Regions from separate parts of the Homo sapiens genome. Here region 1 is linked to region 2. Evidence: chromatin loops called from intact Hi-C (ENCODE). Cell type or tissue: heart left ventricle. All regions are shown on one strand. Each heading gives the region's core, and the rest is flanking DNA. Links, peaks and the distances in the headings are about the cores only.

Region 1 (11,628 bases), core at 2,265-10,264, 50 kb before region 2:
ATAATGCTGTTATGAACATTGATGTATAAGTATGTGTACAAGTCCGTGCTTTCAGCTCTTTTGGGTATATGCCTATGAGTAAAACTGGTTGTTCATATGGTAATTCTATGTTTAACTTTTTGAGAAACCACTCCATGTGTTCACAGCAACCATACCGTTTTACATTCCCACCAGCAACTGGTATCTATGAGGGTTCCGATTTCTCCACATCCATGCCAACATTTGTTATTTTTCTTCTTTAATAACAGCCACAGGTGTGAAGTGGCCCACTGTGGGCTCTGGCATAAATTTAGCCTGAACACATCAAGTTTCTGCACAGTGTCCTTATTGAGACAGTGCCTCAGTTGTCACCCTTGTAGCCTTTTTTCAGCCCAGGCTTTCTCTCCTTTTCCAAACCAGTTTGTTTTTATTGGCTTTTGGAAGTTTCACCAGTTCTCAGAGAGAAGGTTTGTATTCTTTTGATAGAATGAGCTTAATGAAATGTCATAAGATCAGAGATGCAGAAAGAAACCAAGAAAGAGCTTTTTACTTTGATGTGTAGGAGTGTGAACACTGATGGGGCAGGAGCCCTTTCCAGTCTCATCTGGAGGCACAGCAGCAGGGGTGGCCTGGGCCCCAGTAGCAACTGCAGCATTGGCTACCAGTGGGCCAGTTGGGTACCAACCTGAATGTCCAATAACTGGACAAACATACTATGACCATAGAGTGTAATTTCATGCTAGCATTAAATATGCTTCAAAAACATATTTAATGACACAGGAAAGGCATATGACTTAACTTAGGTGCAAAAACCTGAATACAAAGCAGTAATGATGTTCAATATTATAAACATGCCCTTTAAAAGACTAAGAAAAAGTACATCAAAGTGTTAGCACTTATCTATGATATAGGTCACTTTTAAGTCTCTATTTTCCTGTTCCCAGATGATTTATGATAAGCATTTCACATATTTTAATCAGAAAACAAGAAAAACATTTTTAAGCAAACACACCAGTGGCTGTAGTGGGTGCACTAAACTGGCTGCTAGCCAGGGAAAGCACGTGGAACCGCCTGGAACTCTGCCAGGGAAAATCCAGAACGGGGATGGTGGCCGAGAGGATTCAGCTATTTTTATAACTGCTGCCACCGTTACCTGAGCCCTCGCTTCCCTCTCCAGCCTGGTGTGGTGTAGACAAGCAAGGGTGACAAAGAGTTTACAGCAAACATACAACCGCAAGCTCATTGCCACCTCGTAATAGAAAGAACCCCAGAATTAGGGAAAGCACCATTAGCTACTGAGATGTTTACTGATGAAAGACTCTCCTCTTTTTCCTCCATAGCAGTTATATAAATGAGCCAGACGTGGCCTCGTGTGTTGGCCTACAATGTTGTTTAGGCCTTCACAGCAGGCTAGACCACTAGCTCAAAGCCCACTGGCACCAAACTCAAATTCTTCCACATTGATTGCTTTAAATATAGTCCAGAGAAATCTATTTTTGGCAATTTGGAGCCTACCTACTTTACATAGCCCACAAAACTGTGCCCAACATCTGCTAAGCCACAGGTAAGATGAACCTTGTTCCTATGAACTACGCTGTATTAGTCTTTATATTAACATAATGTCATATATGTACATACATGATAGAATGTATATACAGTCATGTGTCACTTAACTACAGGGCTATGTCATTAGGCGATTTTGTCATTATGCAAACATCAGAGTGAAGGGTATTTTAAAAGTTATTTAAGTGGTACACCTGTACAGGGCACTTACCACGAATGAAGCCTGCAGGACTAGAAGTTGCTCTGATGTCAGTGAGTGAGTGGTGAGTGAATGTGAAGGCCTAGGACTGTACCGCACACTATGATAGACTTTATGAGCACTGTACACTTAGGGAACACTACATTTATTTCTTCAATAATAAATTAACCTTACTTTACTGTAACTTATTCACTTAATAAACTTTTTAATTTTTTTGTAACTTTTTGGCTCTCCTGTAATAATATTCAGCTTAAAACACAAACATACTGTACAGCTATACAAAATACTTTCTTTATATCCCTATTCTATAAGCTTTTTTCTATTAAAATTTTTTTTTCACTTTTTATTAAAGACTAAGACACAGACACACACATTAGCCTAGGCCCATGTAGGTTCAGGATCATCCATATCACTGTCTTCCAACTCCACATCTTGTCCCACTGGGAGGTCCTCAGGGGCAATAACATACATGGAGCTGTCGTCTCCTATGGTCACAATGCCTTCTTCTGGATGCCTCCTGAAGGGCCTGCCTGAGGCTGTGTTATAGTTAATTTTTTAATAAATAGGTGCACACTCTAAAATAACAATAAAAAGTATAGTATGGTAAATACATAAACCAGTAACATAGTTGCTTATTATCATTATCAAGTATTGTGTACTCTACATAACTGTATATGCTATACTATTATATGATTGCAGCTCAGTAGGCTTGTACACACAAGCAGCACCACAAACACATGAATCAAGTGTTGCATTACAACATTACAGAAGCAATGATGTCACCAAGCAATAGCGATTTTTCAGCTCCATTATAATCTTAAGAAATCACCATCATATATGAGGTCCATCATTGACCAAAATGTCATTATGCAGTGGATAACTGCACATATTCTAATATATTATATACACAGGTATCTATACATATATACACACACTATATATATTCTGTATGTGTACTCACACAATATATGTTATATAACATATATTTATATATATTTATATATGTTATATATATAATATTTATATATGTTATATATATAATATTTATATATGTTATATATATATAATATTTATATATGTTATATATATAATATTTATATATGTTATATATATAATATTTATATATGTTATATATATAATATTTATATATGTTATATATATAATATTTATATATGTTATATATATAATATTTATATGTTATATATAATATATAATATTTATATGTTATATATAATATATAATATTTATATGTTATATATAATATATAATATTTATATGTTATATATAATATATAATATTTATAAGTTATATATAATATATAATATTTATATATGTTATATATAATATATAATATTTATATATGTTATATAATATATAATATTTATATATGTTATATAATATATATTTATATATGTTACATATAATATATTTTATATATGTTACATATAATATATATTTATATATGTTACATATAATATATATTTATATATGTTACATATAATATATATTTATATATGTTACATATAATATATATTTATATATGTTACATATAATATATATTTATATATGTTACATATAATATATATTTATATATGTTACATATAATATATATTTATATATGTTACATATAATATATATTTATATATGTTACATATAATATATATTTATATATGTTATATATAATATATATTTATATATGTTATATATAATATATATTTATATATGTTATATATAATATATATTTATATATGTTATATATAATATATATTTATATATGTTATATATAATATATATTTATATATGTTATATATAATAATATAACATACAACATATATAAATATATGTTATAATTTATATTATAAATTATATAACATATATAACACATATAAATATATTTTTTTTAAGAGACAGAGTCTCGCTCTGTCACCCAGGCTAGTGTGCAGTGGCATGATCTTGGCTCACTGCAACCTCCACCTCCTGGGTTCAAGCAATTCTCCTGCCTCAGCCTCCCGAGTAGCTGGGATTACAGATACACACCACCACACCTGGCTAATTTTTGTATTTTTAGTAGAGATGGCATTTCACCATGTTGGCCAGGCTGGTCTTGAACTCCTGACCTCAAATGATCCACCCACCTCGGCCTCCCAAAGTGCTGGGATTACAGGCATGAGCCACCATGCCCAGCAAATGTGTTCTCTCTCTATGTATATACACACACACAGAGGGAGAGAGATTTATAAGGAATTGCCTCATGCAATTACAGAGGATGAGAGGTCCCAGGACCTGTAGTTGGCAAGCTGGAGATCCAGGAGAGCCCATGGTGTAAGTTTCAGTCCAGGTCTAAAGGCAAGAGAAGACCCCTGTCCTGGCGCAAAGATGGTCAGGCCGAGCCAGTGAATTCTCCCTTACTCAGCCTTTTTTGTTCTGCTCAGACCTCCAGCAGATTGGATGAGATCCATCCACGCTGGGGAAGGCAGTTTGCTTGACTTGGTCTTACAATTCAAATATTGATCTCATCCAGAAATGCCTTCACAGATAAAACAGAATAACATTTAACCACATTTCTGAGCATATCAATACCTAGTCAAGCTGATGTGAAATTAACCATCACAGATCTCAAACTACTTTGGCCCTTTGGAAGTCTCTGACCCAGACATTCCCCACCTTGTTGCTGAGTGACGTCACCTAGACACATAAGGCCCTTCTTTGACTCTCTCTGGCCCTGGAGTTCCCTTGCCCTCTTCTCCTTCTGGGAGGGTCTCCTGCTGCGAGGGAGCCCCCTCTTCTCAGGCAGCCCCACTCAAGCATCACCCAGTAAAGCTTATTGTACAGGGCTGCCTCTTCCTGATTTGCCTTGAAACCTTCAAGCTGACCACAGCAGTCCTCATTGTATCATTAAAGAACTTTCTTTTGACCCTTTCTGTTCCTGTCCAAACTCTTGGGGAAAAAATGATCACTTTCAAATCACCATGTCCTCTGCATCAAATCTCTCCCCAAGGGGCTGGGCGCAGTGGCTCACATGCCCAGAACTGTGGGAGGCTGAGGTGAGTGGATCACTTGAGGTCAGGAGTTTGACACTAGCCTGGCCAACAGAGCAAAACTTCATCTCTACTAAAAATACTAAAATTAGCCAGGCACAGTGGCAGGCGCCTGTAGTCCCAGCTACTTGGGAGGCTGAGGCATGAGAATCACTTGAACCCAGGAGGCAGAGGTTGCAGTGAGCCAAGATCGCACCACTGCACTCCAGCCTGGGCAACAGAGCAAGACTCTGTCTCAAAAAAAAAAAAAAAAAAAAAAAAAAAAATCTGTCTCCAAGCTCATTGCATTTCTTTTCCCTAGCTCAGGAATTCTGGTAGAGGGTGCACTAGGAAAGGAGAAGCAGGCTGGGTGAATTAAGTATCCTTTCTTCCACTGAAGCTTCTCTCAATCAACTTGGCAAAGTCAGAGCTTAAAACGCAAACTACTTTGAGAACTTTAGTGGTTCCCAAGTACTGAAAAGATTATGACACCCACTATGAACTTCAAATGAGAACAATATCAAACCGTACAACTCAAAACTTATATGTATGCTGAAAGTAAAAATAATTTCTAGATCCTTCTGGATGCAAAATGCTAAATGAGTTTATTGAAAATGAATGTTTTGTTGAAATTTTTCTTATTCTGCTTTGTTTTTGAGCCCCTGACTTGCTGGCTTGCCTAGCACAAAGCAGTCCTGTATGGCTAACACTCCAGCGTGGTAAGAAATCAAAGATCTCTGAACCAGGATCGCATAATTTATGATTAGCATGGTGCATGGCATGCAGGAGGTGATCAATAAATGTTTGCACTAATTTGGAGAATAAAGTAGAGAATTATAATGACCACTTTAAAGCCACACACTGTGGAGAACTGCATTTTTCTTCCAGCTGACCTTAAGCCACTGAAATAATGTGTTATGGAAAGTACTGTACTATATTTATTGTTGTTTCTTTTTAAAAAAAGAATATAAAGCTCCAGTTTCAATAAAGCCTGTAAAAAATGTCAAAAGGGAAAACAGTTCCTTCTTAACCAAACATTCAAGATTTCTAAATTTAAATAGTGAGGTTTTTTTTTCCCCTCAGATCTCTTTTTGGTAGATGGAGGCTGCACTATTATATAACCCTTTCTGTTGCCAAAATACAATGTAAATTAACCAAAAGGTTAAAACTGTACCTTTAAAAATATCTTAAACATTTGTTTGAATCATGGAAAGAAAGGGTGGAAGGCAACTGACCTCTGATCTTTCATTTGCCTTATTATTTGGTAATTAACAAATATATTTAGAAATGTTCTTTCTGTCACAAAAATATTGGAAATAATGTTCCTCATAAAAAGATGTCAGACAGAACTTGTAAAATGCTATTTATAGCCTTTTCAGCAGAAAACTAAAGAATAATTGATTTGGCTTATTAAGTTCTGCCTATCTCTGGAAGCCAACAAAACTCCAAACTCCCAAGTTCTTAAATGTCAGAACCCTGTGATTAAATGTCTTGATATCTACAATCTGTCTGAGGCTATTATCTGTGGAAATGTATTTGCTTCTGCCAAATATACTATTCCCTAAAACACAGGGTGGTTGGGATTTTCTCTTGGTTAAAAGTTATCTAACATTAAAATGAGCACCTATTTGCAACTTCCGGAGAGATGTACCCCAGCAGGGGAGTGCAAATCAGAGAGAGACAACATCTTCCAAAGTGCAGATCAGCCTCAAGTTAGCTCAGTTCGTGATTAGATTAAGATGATCAAACTCACTCTATCTTCCTAACCAAAGCTTGCAGCACACACCTCTGGAAGAAGATAATAATATCACCCATAACTGCAGCATTCTTAACTAGGGTTCCTGATATGGTTTGGCTCTGTGTCCCCACCCAAATCTCATCTTGTAGCTCTGATAATTCCCACATGTTGTAGGAGGGACCTGGTGGGAAATGACTGAATCACGGGGTGGGGTCTTTCCTGTGCTGTTCTAATGATATTGAATGGGTCTCATGAGATCTGACAGTTTTAGAAATGCCAGTTTCTCTGCACAAGCTCTTTCTTTGCCTGCTGCCATCCATGTAAGATGTGACTTGCTCCTCCTTGTCTTCTGCCATGATTGTGAGGCTTCCCCAGCCACGTGGAACAGTAAGTCTAATTGAACCCCTCTCTTTTGTAAATTGCCCAGTCTTGGGTATGTCTTTATCAGCAGCATGAAAACAGACTAATACAGTTACATTTTCATATAATTGGTTTCTTTGTAATCTCATAGATTTTATTTTCTGCATTTAAAAATATTCTTCAAGAAGTAGTCCTTAGGCTTCTCTAGATTGACAAAGCATTCCTGAGACACATTTATTATATGCAGTGTCCAGAATTCAACCAAAAGTTTCCAGGCACATACACAAAAAATAGAACCAAAAATAAAATCAATTTCATTTCTACATACTAGCAACAGGAAATATAATTATAGCAACCCCCCACCATCTACAATAGCAACAAAAACTAGAGGGTGCCTAGAAATAAATCTAATAAAATATGTGCAAGACCATTACTCAGAAAATTATTAAAACTATTAAAAGTTGTTTTAAAAGAACTATAAATGGAAAAATATTTCATATTCACATGTAAAAAAATACTTATCATAAGGCCACAATTGTGCTCCAAAACTGATCTATACATTCTATATAATTCCAGAACAAAATCTCAACAGTATTTTCATGTAACCTGAAGAGATATTCCAAAATCTATATGGGATGTTTTTTAAAATAAGTTTGTTCCGAAGAAAACGCTGAGACAGAGATACATGTGAAAGTAATTTATTAGGAAGTACTCCCAGAAAAAACTGGTAGTGCAATGGAGAATGCAAATGAATCCAAAAGAATTTGGGGAGAGCCCTGGCAACAGTTGCTCTATTATCCTAAACAAAATGAACAGCAGAGGGAATTGCCCTCCAGATATCAAGATTTATATAAGGCTATGGCAATTACAGCATTATGGACTTGCTAGAGAAATTTTTTAACATTGACCAGGGGAAAAAAGTCAGAGTGCTGGCAGAGCCATGCTCATTCTGAAAGCACTAGAGAAGAATCCTTCCTTGTCTCTTCCCAGCTCCTGGAGGTTGCTGGCAATCTTTGGTGTTTGCTGGCTTGTAGATGCCTCACTCCAACTTATCCTTCTTGTGTTAGTTACTTTTCACAAGACTGGGCAATGTACAAAAGAAAGAGGTTTATTGGACTTACAGTTCCAATAAACCTGGGGAGGCCTCACAATCATGGTGAAGGTGAAAGGCACGTCTTATATGGCAGAAGACAAGAGAAGAGAGCTTGCGCAAGGAAACTCCCCTCTTTAAAACCATCAGATATCATAAGACTGATTCACTATCAAGAGAACAGTGCAGGAAAGATCCATCCCCATAATTAAATCACCTTTCACTGGGTTCCTCCCATGACATGTGGGAATCATGGGAGTTACAATTCAAGATGATATTTGGGTGGGGACAGAGCTAAACCATATCATTCCACCCCTGGCCCCTGCCAAATCTCATGTTCTCACATTTAAAAACCAATCATGCCTTCCTAACAGTCCCCCAAATTCTTTACTGATTTCAGCATTAACTCAAAAGTTCACAGTCCAATGTCTCATCTCAGACAAGGCAATCCCTTCCACCTATGAGACTGTAAAATCAAAAGCAAGCTAGTTACTTCCTAGACACAATGGGGGTACAGACATTGGATATATACCGCCATTCCAAATGGGAGAAATTGGCCAAAACAAAGGGGCTACAGGCCCCATGCAAGTCCAAAATCCAGCAGGGCATATTGAATCTTAAAGCTCCAAAATTATCTTCTTTGACTCCATGTCTCACATCGGGGCCATGCTGATGCAAAAGGTGGGCTCCCATTGTCTTGGGCAGCTCTGCCCTTGTGGCTCTGCTGGGTACAGCCTCCCTCCCAGCTGTTTTCACAGGCTGGTGTTGAGTGTCTGCAGCTTTTCCAGGCACATGGTGCAAGCTGTCAGTGGATCTACCATTCCAGGGTCTGGAGGACAGTGGCCTTCCTCTCACAGCTCCACTAGGTGGTACTCTGTGGGGGGCTCCAACCAACATTTCCCTTCTGCACCACCCTTGCAGAGATTCTCCATGAGAGCCCTGCCCCTGCAGCAAACTTCTGCCTGGGCATCCAGGTGTTTCTATACATCTTCTGAAATCTAGGCAGAGGTTCCCAAACCCCAATTCTTGACTCCTGTGCACTCACAGGCTCAACACCACATGGAAGCTGCCAAGGCTTGGGGCTTGCACCCTCTGAAGCCATGTCCCAAGCTCTATGTTGGCCCCTTTCAACCATGGCTATAGCAACTGAGATGCAGGGCACCAAATCCCTAGGCTGCAAACAGCAAGGGGACCCTGGCCCCAGCCCACGAAACCACTTTTTCCTCCTAAAACTCCAGGCCTGTGATGGGAGGGGCTGCTGTGAAGAACTCTGACATACCCTCGAAACATTTTCCCCACTGTCTTGAGGATTAACATTCATCTCCTTGATACTTATGCAAATTTCTGCAGCCGGCTTGAATTTCACCTCAGAAAATAGTATTTTCTTTTCTATCTCATTGTCAGGCTGCAAATTTCCCAAACTTTTATGCTCTATTTCCCTTTTAAAACTGAATGCCTTTAACAGCACCCAAGTTACCTCTTGAATGCTTTGCTGCTTAGAAATTTCTTCTACCAGACACCCTAAAACATCTCTCTCAAGTTCAAAGTTCCACAAATCTCTAGGGCAAGGCAAAGTGCCATTAGTGTCTTTGCTAAAACATAACAAGAGTCACCTTTGCTCCAGTTCCCAAGAAGCTCCTCATCTCTATCTGAGACCACCTCATTCTGGACCTTATTGTTCCTATCACCATCAGCATTTTTGTCAAAGCCATTCAACAAGTCTCTAGGAAGTTCCAAACTTTTCCACATCTTCCTATCTTCTTCTGAGCCCTCCAAACTGTTCCAAACTCTGCCTGTTACCCAGTTCCAAAGTCGCTTCCACATTTTTGGTTATCTTTTCAGCAATGCCCCACTCTACTGGTACCAATTTTGTCCATTTTCACGCTGCTGTTAAAGACATACCTGAGACTGAGCAATCTACAAAAGAAAGAGTTTTCTTCCCACAACATGTGGGAATTGTGGGAGTTACAATTCAAGATGATATTTGGGTGGGGACACATCCAAACCATATCACTTCTGTCTTCACATGGTTCTCTTATAAGGATATATGTCATTGTATTTAGGGTCAATCCTAATCCAGTATAACATCAATATAATTTAACTAATTACAGCTATAAAACCCTATTTCCAAATCAGGTCACATTCTGAGGTCCAGGTGGACAGGAATTTTGGGGGAGGCAGGGACTCTATTCAACTCAGTATACCATATGGCTAAGAGTCATAAAAGATGCTCAACCACTTTTGTAATCTGGTAAATGTAAATTAAGCCCACAACGTTATACCATTTTACACCCTGCAGATTGGCCAACATTGAGAAGTACAGAGAGAATGTGAAGGAAGTAGACTCATATATCGTGGATGGGAGTGTAAATTGGTTCACTTGATCTGACCGGCCCACCTTGAAAGCACTTCGGTATTGTTTTATAAATCTGACCTAGTAATCTTACTCCTAGGTATACACCCAAGAGAAATTCTTGCGGAAGTGTACAAGGAGACATATATAGAAAAGTTGTTTAAATAGCAATATGTCCACATTTCAAAAAATACCTGGAAACAGTCCACTGACAAGAGGATAAATAAAATCTAGTATATTTACTCAGTGGAATATATTTTAGCAGTCAAAATAAATGAACTACACTACACACAAAGACATTGAACCACTCTGCATAATGCTGAGTGGAAAAAACAATACAAAGAAAACTACATAGAATAGGATATGATTTTTATAGACTTCAAAAACACAAAAACTATGTATTATGTAGCACACAGGTATGACAAAATGTTAATTGCAAGAGAGTGATAAAGAGAAAAAGTTAGGGTAGCAGTTGATGCAGACATAAGTAGATTAAACATGGACATCATAGCTGCCTTGATGGAATTTTCAAAAGCAAAATCTGAATGTGGTACACAGGAAGGCAAAAAGGTAAATCATTTATTTGTTTATATATATATATATATATATATATATATATATATAACCTCTCCGGAGACTTGCTGCTGAGAACAAAGGGTAGGGGGACCTGGGCTGCATCATTCTGGAAAAGGAAGGGCTCCAAACTGCGGAGGGAGGTAGGGTGCATAACGACATTTTGTTTATTTTAAAACATTTAAGCTCCTTGGTGAAAGAAGCTGTATTAGGTTGTTGTAAAAGCAGTCGCGAGTTTTTGCATTTACTTTCAATGGCAAAAACCGCAATAACTTTTGCACCAACCTATAGATGCCTGCTAATTATTACATAATGCATCTTTTATTCATAACTGTGTGTACTGTTAATCCTTATCTTCATCAAATCGGTTTCATTCTTCTTGGTTCCTTATTTTGCCATGCCCTTGGCCTTGTGCATTATCATCTAATTTATCTCCTATTCTCCCCAAGACACTTTAGAACTGCCCTTCATGCTTCCACCCCCATCTTCTTATGTCTTCCCTCTGTACCCTCCCACTTCCAGGCTCTGCTCTGGAACATTTATGCTGTTTGTGGCCCTCAGGGCACAGGACCACGGGATCCTTTTTCAGTAGGAACAACCACCAGGTGAGATGGACCTGTGAGGTGGGAATTTCCAGATACTCCCTGGAATCCATACCCAAGTCCCTGCACAGTGTTCTCCACTCTCTCGGTTCTTTTCTTGTTTGCAAGCAGTGTTGGTGCAGCTGAATGCAGAACCTTCCATTAAAACCTGAAA
Region 2 (11,628 bases), core at 1,388-9,387:
CTCCCATGCTTCTCTTTCTTCATTTCCACAGACCTACCGCCACAGAAAGGGAACACAAGAGGACCAGCATGGGGCAAGCTCATCATACTCGCGTTCTTATGAGAATGTGCTAGAGAAGCAGCCTGTACGATTGGCCAAAATGAGACTAAGGGATTTTCTGTGTTCTCCACCGTGCTCTGCTGATAAGGAACATTAACGGTTGATTGTGGGCATCTAGAAGCCACTTCAGGCCACGAACTCTGAGCCAGAAGACACCAGCCCTTATATGGCCTGATGTGGTCTGGATCCATGTCCCCGCCCTAATCTCCTGGCTAATTGTAATCCCCAATGTTGGAAGTGGGGCCCGGTGGGAGGCGATTAGCTCACAGGGGCGGTTTCTCATGGTTTAACACCATCCCCCTTGGTTCTGTCATCACAACAGTGAGTTCTTCATCACACACCGGGGACTGTTGTGGGGTGGGGGGAGGGGGGAGGGATAGCAGTAGGAGATATACCTAATGCTAAATGATGAGTTAATGGGTGCAGCACACCAACATGGCACATGTATACATATGTAACAAGCCTACACGTTGTGCACATGTACCCTAAAACTTAAAGTATAATAATAATAATAATAATAATAATAATAATAATAAAAAAACAGTGAGTTCTTGTGAGATCCCATTGTCTAAACATGTGTAGTACCTTCCCCACCACTCTCTTCCTCCTGCTCTGGCCATGTGAGACACCTGCTCCCCATTTGCCTTCTGCCATGACTGTAAGTTTCCTGAGGCCTCCCCGGAAGCTGATGCTGCCATGCTTCCTGTACAGCCTGCAGAACCATGAGCCAATTAAACCTCTTTTCTTGCAAATTACCCATTCTCAGACATTTCTTTTTTTTTTTTTTTTTTTTTTTTTGAGACGGATTCTCGCTCTGTTGCCCAGGCTGGAGCGCAGTGGCGCGATCTCAGCTCACTACAAGCTCCGCCTCCTGGGTTCACGCCATTCTCCTGCCTCAGCCTCCCAAGTAGCTGGGACTACAGGCGCCCACCACCACACCTGGCTAATTTTTTGTATTTTTAGTAGAGACAAGGTTTCACCGTGTTAGCCAGGATGGTCTTGATCTCCTGACCTCGTGATCCACCCACCTTGGCCTCCCAAAATGCTGAGTTTACAGGCGTGAGCTACCGCGCACAGCCCAGACATTTCTTTATAGTGGTGTGAGAACAGACTAATACCTGGCCTCTCTTCCATAGTGAAGTGGAGGTGAGGGTTGGGTTCCTAAGTGCTGACAGGAAAGGAGTGGATAATGGGGATAATGGGAAAAGCAGAAGACTCCTATGCACAGGGCAAAAAATGAGTGGCCCCATGGAAGTATATCTTCGCCATCAGGGAATCCCCGGAATCCCTGGGGAGAGGTCAGAGTCAGAGGGCACAGACTTGTTGACATAGGTGAAGCCACACTAACCCAGATTCATAGCACAATTCATCCAAGTTACATGCAAATCCCTTAAATAGTTCTGATGCCCTGGGATTGTAAAAGGCATAAGCTGAGCTGAATATTCTAGAAAGCTCTAGAATAGGATAGTTCTAAGATTGGAGACCTTTCCCAAGCGATTCCACAGGCATAAACCCTGCAACGCTGTGTGCTTCTGCCCTGGGCGTGCAGTCCCGACAGGATACCATGCCAGCACACTCTCTGCTTCCCGGGGGAGGTGGGCCCTCCCTGGCAGCTGCTTTACCAGAGGCCAACCTTGAGGTTCTCTCTTCATTGGCACAACAAGGAGCCTTGGAGCCAGAAGGACCGACTGACTGCCTTTACCAGGAGGTGGGGCTTTAAACACCACACTCAGGAAATGGACTTGCTCATTCTTGTTATACCCCAAGATGCAGCAAGGTTGTACGTTCCCCATGTCCACCTCCGACAGGACCTTCACACCTTGAGTTGCTGTGAAGGAGGCTCATCCACACTTGCACAGTGATTCTTGGTGGAGCTGGGGGGAGATCAGCCCACCTAACACCACACGTGGCACTGTGTGTCCAAACAGCAATCCACTTCTCCGCTGTTGACCTTGAGCAAGTTACTTCCCTTTGCAAAGCCTCAGCTTCTTTGTCTGTAAAATGGGGACAATGACGTATCCACCTAATAAAGGCTGTTGGGATAATTAAATGGGATGATGCAAGAAGGACTCCTAGTAAGTGTGGATAAATCTTAGCCATAATTGCATTGTTGGTTCTACAGCTATCGTGGGACATACCAGTGTGGCCCATAGGATATGTAATTTGAAATTCTATCTATATCTTCAATAAGTCAGTCAGTTGTTCTCATAATACAAACTAAAGAATAGGACTCAATAAAGTCACCTTGGTGGCATGGGATGGAGAAAATGGAGGGTGAGACATTGTAGTTGTGTGGTGCTCGCTGTGCAGTACGTTGCTCTACCAGATCACCTAGGGCTGTGGCAAAAGGGCCCCACGCCCTGGGTGGTTTAAACAGCAGAAATGTATGCTCTCATTGTTCTGGAGGCTGGAAATCCTAAATCCAGGTGTCACCAGAACGTTGGTCCTTCTGAGACTAGGTGGAGCCCTTCCTTGCTTCTTCCCAGTTTCTGGGGTGGCTGGCTGTCCATCCTTGGCACTCTTTGGCTTGCACAGTCTCTGCCTTTGTGGTCATGTCATTGTCATCACATGACCATCTTCTTATAAGGACATCGGTCACACTGGATTCATTCAATATGAGTTCATTCTACTCCAGTATGACCTCATCTTAACTAATTGCACCTGCAACAACTTCCAAATAAAGCCACATTCTGTGGTACTGGAGGTTGGGACTTCAGCGTATCTTTTTAGGGGACACAGTTCAACCTGTAACAGGTGCCTTACAAAGCTGAATTGTGTTGGCCTGCTGCACACTGGGATGGCATTGGAACATGTTCTTGAGACCGTGCTTAGGCAGCTCTGGGGAATGAGCCCCAGGCAATAGTGGGTGTCCTGTGAGCCCCGAGTGGTCTCCCTGACCACCAGTACCCTCCCAGACCCCAAACCAGCCCACTGCTGGCATGTGTCCAAGGCAACCAGAAGCATTCCAACATTATTCAAAAATCTCTCATGTATGTTGAGGGATGGTGACTGGGGGAAGAAATGATTTGCAAAGAAAGAAAAGAAACAGTTCTCTGTTGTCATCCTTTTAAAAATGTCTGCTCCTGTTATTTTGAGTAAGGTGGTGGTTATACAGGTATCTACTTATATCAGCAGTCATTGACCTGTACCCTTAAAGTCTGTTAATATTTCTGTATACACATTTTATATCCATAAAAAAAGTCCAGAAAAGAGTAAGAGAGTGGAAAACTTAGGTATAACATTATTAGTCTCTAAGTGTTTTTAGTGGATAGCTTTGCTAGATCAAAAACGTGTAATCAGTATATCAATGGAGGGTGGGAGGGGGTGAGCGTTGAAAAATTACCTATTGGGTACAATGTTCACTGATTGGGTGATAGGTATACTACAAGCCTAAACCTCACCATTATGCAATATATCTATGTAACCAACCTGCACATGTATCCCCTGAATCTAAAATTTTAAAAAATTAATAATTTTAAAAGCATATACATTGAATAATAACAGAGCTGCTCTATTTTGTGCCCCTCCAGCAGGAATCAGGGTTTTCCCTGTGTGCCTCATTAGTCCAAAGATGTGCAAGTTTCCTGCTGTGTTCTAGAGGATCCTGCAGTAGAGGGTTGTCCACTCCACAAGGTGGACGTTAGAGCTGGGTGGGGTCTGAGGCACAGGGGAGTGCCTCACTGCACTGTAGACAACAAGTTGACCTTAGAGACAATCAGTAGGATGAGGGATGGCTGGAGGCTGAGTCTTGCTGGCCAGCCTGTAATTCTTTGAAGGGTGGAAGGACAACCAGAGTACATGCCCCACCCAGCTCTCATCCACACGGTCTTCTCCTTCTCCCAGCCTGTGGTTATTTATCGAGTCACTGTCAGTGGAAAAAATTGGTCTGGAAATATGCAGCTGATCTTTCCATTCTGGGTGAATTGCAGCCTCATTTTCCCCTGTGACTGCAGTGGATGATTATATTGAGCAGTGCAGGCTGGGGCAGGGGAGAGCCTTCGGGGTCCAATGGTGAGAAGATAGAATAACTTGGAAAATCTTTGCGTTCTCACAAAGACTTTCATTCTTCCAGGTTTCCCTCGACTAGAGAGGTGCTAGGACTCTGTCCTCAATCTGTTCCTCCAGAATGGTTTGTTCCCCACTCCCCTTACCAGTCAGCAATGGGCTGTTTGTGTGACACTGTCCACTTGTCTCCCTAGTGACACACAGCAAAGCCACAGAGCAGAATGGATTTCTTGCTTTGCCCAACGTGGAGTTGCTTCTCCTGCCCCTGTGCCTGCCCCTGTGCTGAAGGCCTCAGCCTTGCCACTTAGCCACACATGCTCTGATGCAAGGGTTGGACCCACCTAGCCGAGGTTTCTCCTCCAAGATAGGCCACTGCCCCATCCCCAACTTAGATCCTCTGAGGGGGTATTTTAGTTTATTTTGTGTTGCTATAAAAGAACACTTGAGACTGGGTAATGTATTAAAAAAATACGTTTAGCTCACAATTTTGCAGGGTGAGAAGTTCAAGGGCATGGCCCTGGCTTCCAGTGAGGACTATCACAACTGCATCATAACGTGGTGGAGAATATCAAAGGGGCAGTGGACACGTTTGAAGAGGAGAAAGTCCCAGGGGAATGCTGGCTCTATTAACAATCCTCTCTCAAAGGAACTAATCTATTCCCAAGAGAACTCATCTAGTCTCCCCGGGGCGAGCACTCACTGATTTCCTTGAGAATAGCACCAACCTATGCATGAGAGATCCGCACCAGTAACCAAACACCTCTCACTAGGCCCCACCGCCCAACACTGCCACATTAGAGATCAAATTTCAACATGAGTTCTGACAGAAACAAACAAACCACATCCAACCCATAGCAGAGGGGTAGTGGCCCTGACCTTTCTGGAGAAGTGGCAGGACCTTCTGTCTGGCCAACCCTGTGTACACAGGGAAAGCTCACCAGTGGGCAGATGTTTCCTGTGGGTTACCCTATCTTGTCCTATTTCATTCTCCTCCCCTACTTTATGCCTGGATGTATTCACATGCTAGGGCTGTCAGAACAAAGTGCCACAGATTGGGAGGCTGAAGTAGTAGAAACGACAATTCCAGAGGCTGGAAGTCCAAGATCAAGGTGCTGGCAGAGCGGCCTCTCTCCTTGGCTTGCAGATGGCCATTTTCTCCCTGTATCATCACATGATCTTTTCTCCATATGTATATGACTCTGTCCTAATTTCCTCTTCTTATAAAGACCCTCAGCCATACTGGATTAGGGCCCACCCTAACCACCTCATTTTAACTTAATCACCTCTTTAAAGGCCGTATCTGCAAATATAGTCACATTCTGAGGTACCAGATGTTAGGGCTTCAGCATAGGAATTGGGGTGCAGTCAGACACCATTCAGCCATAACAGTGGGTAAGGTTCTAAACAGTTGTAGCACAAGACACAAAGAGGCTTCAGCAGTTGACCATTTTGCTTCCTGTCCTGCAGCCCCTGGTTCCTAGCAACACTCTGTCTGCCAAAAGCTCCCACATCCTTACCCTGGCAGCCGGCCACGGCTTGATCCAGTCTGAGCTGTTCCAAGATGTGTTGGTGGCTGCTTGTTACAGTTCCTGTGTTTTGTTCCTGAAATTAGTTGCACACTGAATTAGGTCTCCAGTGTCTCAACTCCTTCCAGAGGCAGATGGGCAGCCTAGGTCTCCCCTCCAGTTCCCCAGCATAAGGAGGAAGTCTTCTGGCCTCACTCCTAGAGACATATGGACATCCTAATGCCCAGCATCTTTAGACAGTTCAGTTACATCTCTCCAGCTGAGGCCTCCAGTTGAGAGAGTGACTGATAGACAGTTCTGGATTTCTGTCCTTCTCAGAGCTGAGGTATGTCCTGTGTATATTACCCACTATGGGATGGTTCTAGCCAGGAGCCCCCATGCTGAAATGTTGGAAATCCAGAGGTGGGCTCTGCCTTCTGTTCCGGGGTGGACTCCACTTGTGTGCTGAGGGTGGTCTGGCAGGCACACCAATGCGCTCCCAAGGCTCACACTCTCAAGGTCCAAAGACATGCTGTTGAGGAACATTAACACCCATGGCTTGCTGCTTTTGAAGAGTCCATAGCTAAGATGTCCCTGACATCAGTCACCTTCATCTGGATACAGACGGCCCAAGGCTCTCAAATAGAATTGCCATATTCTGTCAACTGGGGCCCAAAAAGTACCCTCCCCAGAAGTCCATTGTTTAATGGAATCGTTGTTTAATGCCTTTAGAACCAGTGAACATGTCTCAAGAGGAAAGATCGGTTGTTTGCCACTAGTCTGGGACATGACTTTGAAGTACTCAGGACAACACCTCATTTTCTTCTAGTTCCACAGTAAAAGTATGAGGCCCTTGGGAATGAAAGATTTGTTCCTGTTTATAACTCACTCAGCTCAGGGCCACCCGACTGCCTCTTCGTCCGTTCCCTCCCTCAACTGCAGTGGCATGGAGCTGCCTGCCTGGTGCCATGGAGTTTGCTACTTTGAGAGCGGGGGCCATGAATCTCTAGCCAGACCATGAATATCTCCTGACCTCGAGTCTAGATTTCCTCAAGCCCTTCCTGGGGAAGACTTTCAGGGATCCATGTATGGGATCTGCAGGAAGGGGTGTCCACATCTTCGCTGCTGCAGCTTGGTCCATGATGAACCCCGAGGTCATGGTTACGGACACCCACCTGGGACCTCAGCACCTGTGTTGGCTCCAGTGAGGGGTTACCCGAAGAGAACATTGTCAGACCTTACCACAGAGATGACTCCATACCATATGCCTGAAGCCAGTTTATAAGGGCCAATCTGAGGACTAGGAAATTTAATTTGACGTGGGGCTCAAGTCTCACTTTCAGACTCTGACACACAAAACTTTCTCTGTGGAGTATCTCTCTCTCTCTCCCCCACCCCCCTCATAATTGATTTAATTTTTTGAGACAGAGTCTCATTCTGTTGCCCAGGCTGGAGTACAGTGGCACCACCTCCACTCACTGCAGGCTTGACCTCCCAGGCTCGAGTGACCTCCCACCTCAGCCTTCCAAGTAGCTAGGACTACAGGTGCACAACACCATGCCCGGCTGATTTTTGTATTTTTTATAGAGACAGAGTTTCACCATGTTGCCCAGGCTGGTCTTGAACTCCTAGGCTCAAGCAATCCACCCACCTCGGTCTCCCAAAGTGCTAGGACTACAGGTATGAGCCACCATGCCCAACCTGTAATTGATTTTACTGTGGTAAAATATATATAACATAAAATTTACCAGTTTAAGCACATTTAAATGTACAGTTCAGTGGCATTAAGTATGTTGTGCAGCTATTACCACCATCAATCTCCACAACTGTTTCATCCTCCCATACTGAAACTCCAGACCCATTAAACAATACCTCCCCATTTCCCCTCCACCCAGCCCCTGGCAACCCCCATTCTATATTCTCTTGAAGAATCTGAGCACTCTAGGGACCTCATGTAAGTGGAATCACACAGTATTTGTCCTTTTGGGTCTGGCTTATTTTACTTAGCATGATTTATCATGGTTTATCCATGATATCGATGTTTATCCATGTTATAGCATGTGTCAGAATTTCCCTCCTTTTGAAAGTTGAATGACATTTTGCTGTATGCGTAAACCACACTTTGTTTATCTGTTCATGTGTAGATGGGCACTTGGGTTGCTGGAGGGCAACTTTTTAAAGAGCGCTGCATTGGAGGACATGCTTCTAGATCACTTCCCAAATATCCTTTGTTCTATCTAGCTCTCAGGAGCCCTCTTGCAATCAATAGGCTGGTATGCTTCATCTAAAGCTAAATGGAAGGTACTTTGCAGGTACTTCTGACCCCAAACTACACATGTGACAAGCAACCTGTGTCAGTCAGGGCTCTTAAGTGCAAGCAACAGAAACAGACACCAACTAAGCTGAGTAGAAAGATGATTTATTAAAAGGATATTATCTAGCTCACAGAATCTCCAGGAAGACAAAAAAATCCAGGCTAAGTTAGAATTCCAAAAACAACTGCATGAGCTAAAATCATGCAGCATCATTAGCTGCATCAAGACACTGCTGCTACCTCCCCCAAGCCACGATGACTCAGATGCACCTCCTATTACCACTGATACCCTGCACCGACGCGCTGTTAGCACTGCTCCTGCTACCCATCTTCCTGCCATCACCACCCCCACCAGGGAGACCATTCTCTGTGGCCTGCCCCTTCTTGGCAGCAGCAGATAAGGCAAAGTCGGGACCAGAAACATCTAATTGGCTGTGCCAAGATCAAAGCCCATGGCCCACAGGAAGGGAAGCTGGGAAAGTGAGATTATAGAGGTGGAGAATTCCCCCAACATGGAAAGGGCGTTAGACTCTGGGTGGCCAAAAGGAGAGACAAAGATTCGCTTCAGGTATTAATGACCTCTGCAGCCCCATTTCAGTCCATCCCAGGTAGTAAGCATCCCAAACTATTTAATCCTGCCTTAGGCCTGATGATGTGGGGCTGCTACCTGAGCCCACACTTTACAGGCCTACAGTGGCCTCCTCAATCACGTTCCACCATAGGGTCAAAGTCTGTGGGACCCAGGCCATGTGCCTGCCTGCAGCCTATGGCCCTCCCCTTTTTGTTGCACTCTAGATATCAAAGACCCTGGTATTTTGGGCCAAACAGCTCTGAGCCTGCTTCCAGGGCCTGCACAGGCCTTGTCGCTGGGTCTGTCCCACTGAAGGTAATGCATGCTGCCAGTGGCTATACTCCTGGGCCAAGGGGTGGCCAAGTCAGGGCTGTTTTCAAAGGGTGTGCATGGAACTTGGATATGTTCCCAGGGGTAGCCACACATTTGCAAGTAAAGCTCCTCACAGAGAGGAACAGGGCCAAGCTCAGTAAGAGAAGAGGGTTGGGCTATAGGCCATGGGCATACTCTGTGGCTATGTTCTGTCAAGGAACTCCAAGGAGTCCAAGAATTCTAAACTTGAACCTGGCCTTCCAATTGTTTCAAAAGTCTATTTTTCAAAAAATGAAATACCTAGGAATAAATTTAACCAAGGAGGTGAAAGATCTCTAAAAGGAAAATTATGAAACACTGCTAAAAAAAATAAAATTGAAGAGGACACAAAAAACAGATCATTTTCATGGATTGGATTTAATATTGTAAAAACGAACACACTGCCACAACTGATCACAGATTTAATACAACTCCTATCAAAATACCAATGACATTCTTCACAGAAGCAGAAAAAGCAATCCTAAAATTTGTATGCTATCCCAAAAAACTTTGAATAGCCAAAGCACTCTTGAGCAAAAATAACAAAGCTGGAGGTATCACACTACTGGACTTCAAAATATACTACAGTAACCAAGACAGCCTGGTATTGGCATAAAAACAGACACATGAACCAATAGAACAGAATAGAGAAATCAGAAATATATCCACGTGTTTACAGCCAACCAATATTCAAGAAGAATATCAAAAATATTCATTGGAGAAAGAAGAGTCTCTTCAACAGTTGCTTCAATAAGTAAGTGCAGAAAAATAAAACTAGACTCCTTATCTCTCACCATATCCAAAAACCAACTCAAAGTGGATTAAACACTTAAATGTAAGACCCAAAACTATGAAACTACTAGAAGAAAATATATGGAAAACACTTCAGAACATTGGTCTGGAAAAGGACTTTATGGAGAAGACCTCAGAAGCATAGGCAACAAAAGCAAAATAGACAAATGGGATTATATCAAACCAAAAATCTTCTGCATAGCAAAGAAAACAGTCAACATAGTGAAGAGACAACCTGCAGAATGGGAGAAAACATTTGCAAACTATTCAACTGATAAGGGATTAATATCCAGAATATACAAGGAACTCAAAAACAACTCAACAGCAAAGCAAGACAAATAGAATGTATTTGTTTGGCTCATTAAAACAAATTAAAACATTAAAAATGAGCAAATGAGCTGAGTAGACATCTTTTAAAAGACATACAAATGATCAAAAAGTATATGAAAAATTTCTCAACATCACTGATCATCAGGGAAATCCAAAGCAAAACCACAATGAGCTATTCATCTTACTCCAGTTACAATGGCTGTCATGAAAAGATTTTCAAAATAACAAATACCAGTGAAGATGAAGAGAAAAAGACCTTTTATACATTGTTGGCAGGAATGTAAATTAGTACAGCCATTATGGAAAACAGTATTGAGGTTTCTCAAAAAACTAAAACTAGAACCACCATATGACCCAGCAATCCCACTACTGGGTATATATCCGAAAGAAAGGAAATAAGTACGTTGAAGAGATAGCTTCATTCCCATGTTTATTGTAGCACTATTCATACTAGTGAAGATATGGAATCAATCTAAGTGTCCATCAATGGATGAATAGATTTTTTAATGTGATATACTATGTACATATATTACGCATCCAAGAAAATTTTAAAAAAAGAAAATGTGGTACATATATACACAATGGAATACTATTTGGCCATAAAAAAGAACAAAAATCTGTGTCATTTGCAACAACATGAATGAGTTTGGAGGACATTATGTTAAGTGAAATAAGCCAGGCACAGAAAGATAAAACATGTTCTCATCTGTGAAAGCTAAAAAAGTTGATCTCACAGAAGTAGAGCATAGAAGAGTGGTTACTAGACACTGGGAAGGGTGGGGAGGCAAAGCCAGAGGTTAATGAAGGGATACAACTGCACAGCTAGACAGGAGGAATAAGTGCTAGTGTTCTATGGGACTATGGGGTAACTATAATTAATAATTTATTGTATATTTTCAAATAGCTAGAAGAGGAAATTTTGAATATTCCCAACACAAAGAAACAAAATATGTTTGGGGTAATAGATATGCTAACTACCCTGATTTGCTTATTACATATTGTATATGTGTACGGAAATATCACAATGTACCCCATAAATATCTACAATTATTATGTGTCAATTAAAAATAATAATAAACGGGGCCAGTTGCAGTGGCTCACACCTATAATCCCATCACTATGGGAGGCCGAGGCCGAGGCTGTGGATCACTTGAGGCCAGGAGTTTGAGACCAGCCAGGGCAACATGACGAAACCCCGTCTCTATTGAAAATACAAAAAATTAGTCGGTTGTGGTGGCACATGCCTGTAATCCCAGCTACTCGGGTGGCTGAGGCATGAGAATTGCTTGAACCTGGGAATCAGAGGTCGCAGTGAGCAGAGATTGTGCCCTCCAGCCTGGGCAACAGAGCAAGGCTCTATCTCAAAATCAGTAAATAAATAAAAAAAAATAATTATAAATGAAAAATGTATATTGGTCAAGGTAAAGAATAGAACATTTTATTTAACAGTTTAGTAGCTTGTTTTAAATTTTTTTATTGTGGTAAAATATACATAAAATGCAATTTACCATTTTAACCATTTTTAAGAGTACAATTCAGGGGCATTAAGTATAATGACAATGTTGTACAACCAACACCACTATCCATTTCCAGAACTTTTCATCATTCCTAACAGAAACTTAGTGCCCATTAAACACTAACTCCCCATTCTTCTCTCCCCG

Evidence for each region. Peaks named below come from ENCODE experiments on the same cell type or tissue, not always from the same donor. Only the 100,000 strongest peaks of a DNase experiment are listed, where the experiment ranks them.
Region 1: it touches region 2 in a loop (2.4-fold over the local background); 12 of 110 quality-filtered maps call a loop at or near these places.

What each region holds. Positions count from the first base shown.
Region 1 is chr6:159,919,524-159,931,151 of GRCh38, reverse strand. No RefSeq gene overlaps it. Among named protein-coding and RNA genes, the nearest start is that of MAS1, 34 kb to the right of the region's middle. RefSeq lists an enhancer at 11,512-11,628. In heart left ventricle, for the core only: no CTCF peak of the experiment used is centred there; no DNase peak of the experiment used is centred there.
Region 2 is chr6:159,868,686-159,880,313 of GRCh38, reverse strand. No RefSeq gene overlaps it. Among named protein-coding and RNA genes, the nearest start is that of MAS1, 16 kb to the left of the region's middle. RefSeq lists an enhancer at 4,398-5,050. In heart left ventricle, for the core only: no CTCF peak of the experiment used is centred there; a DNase peak (open chromatin) is centred at 5,623.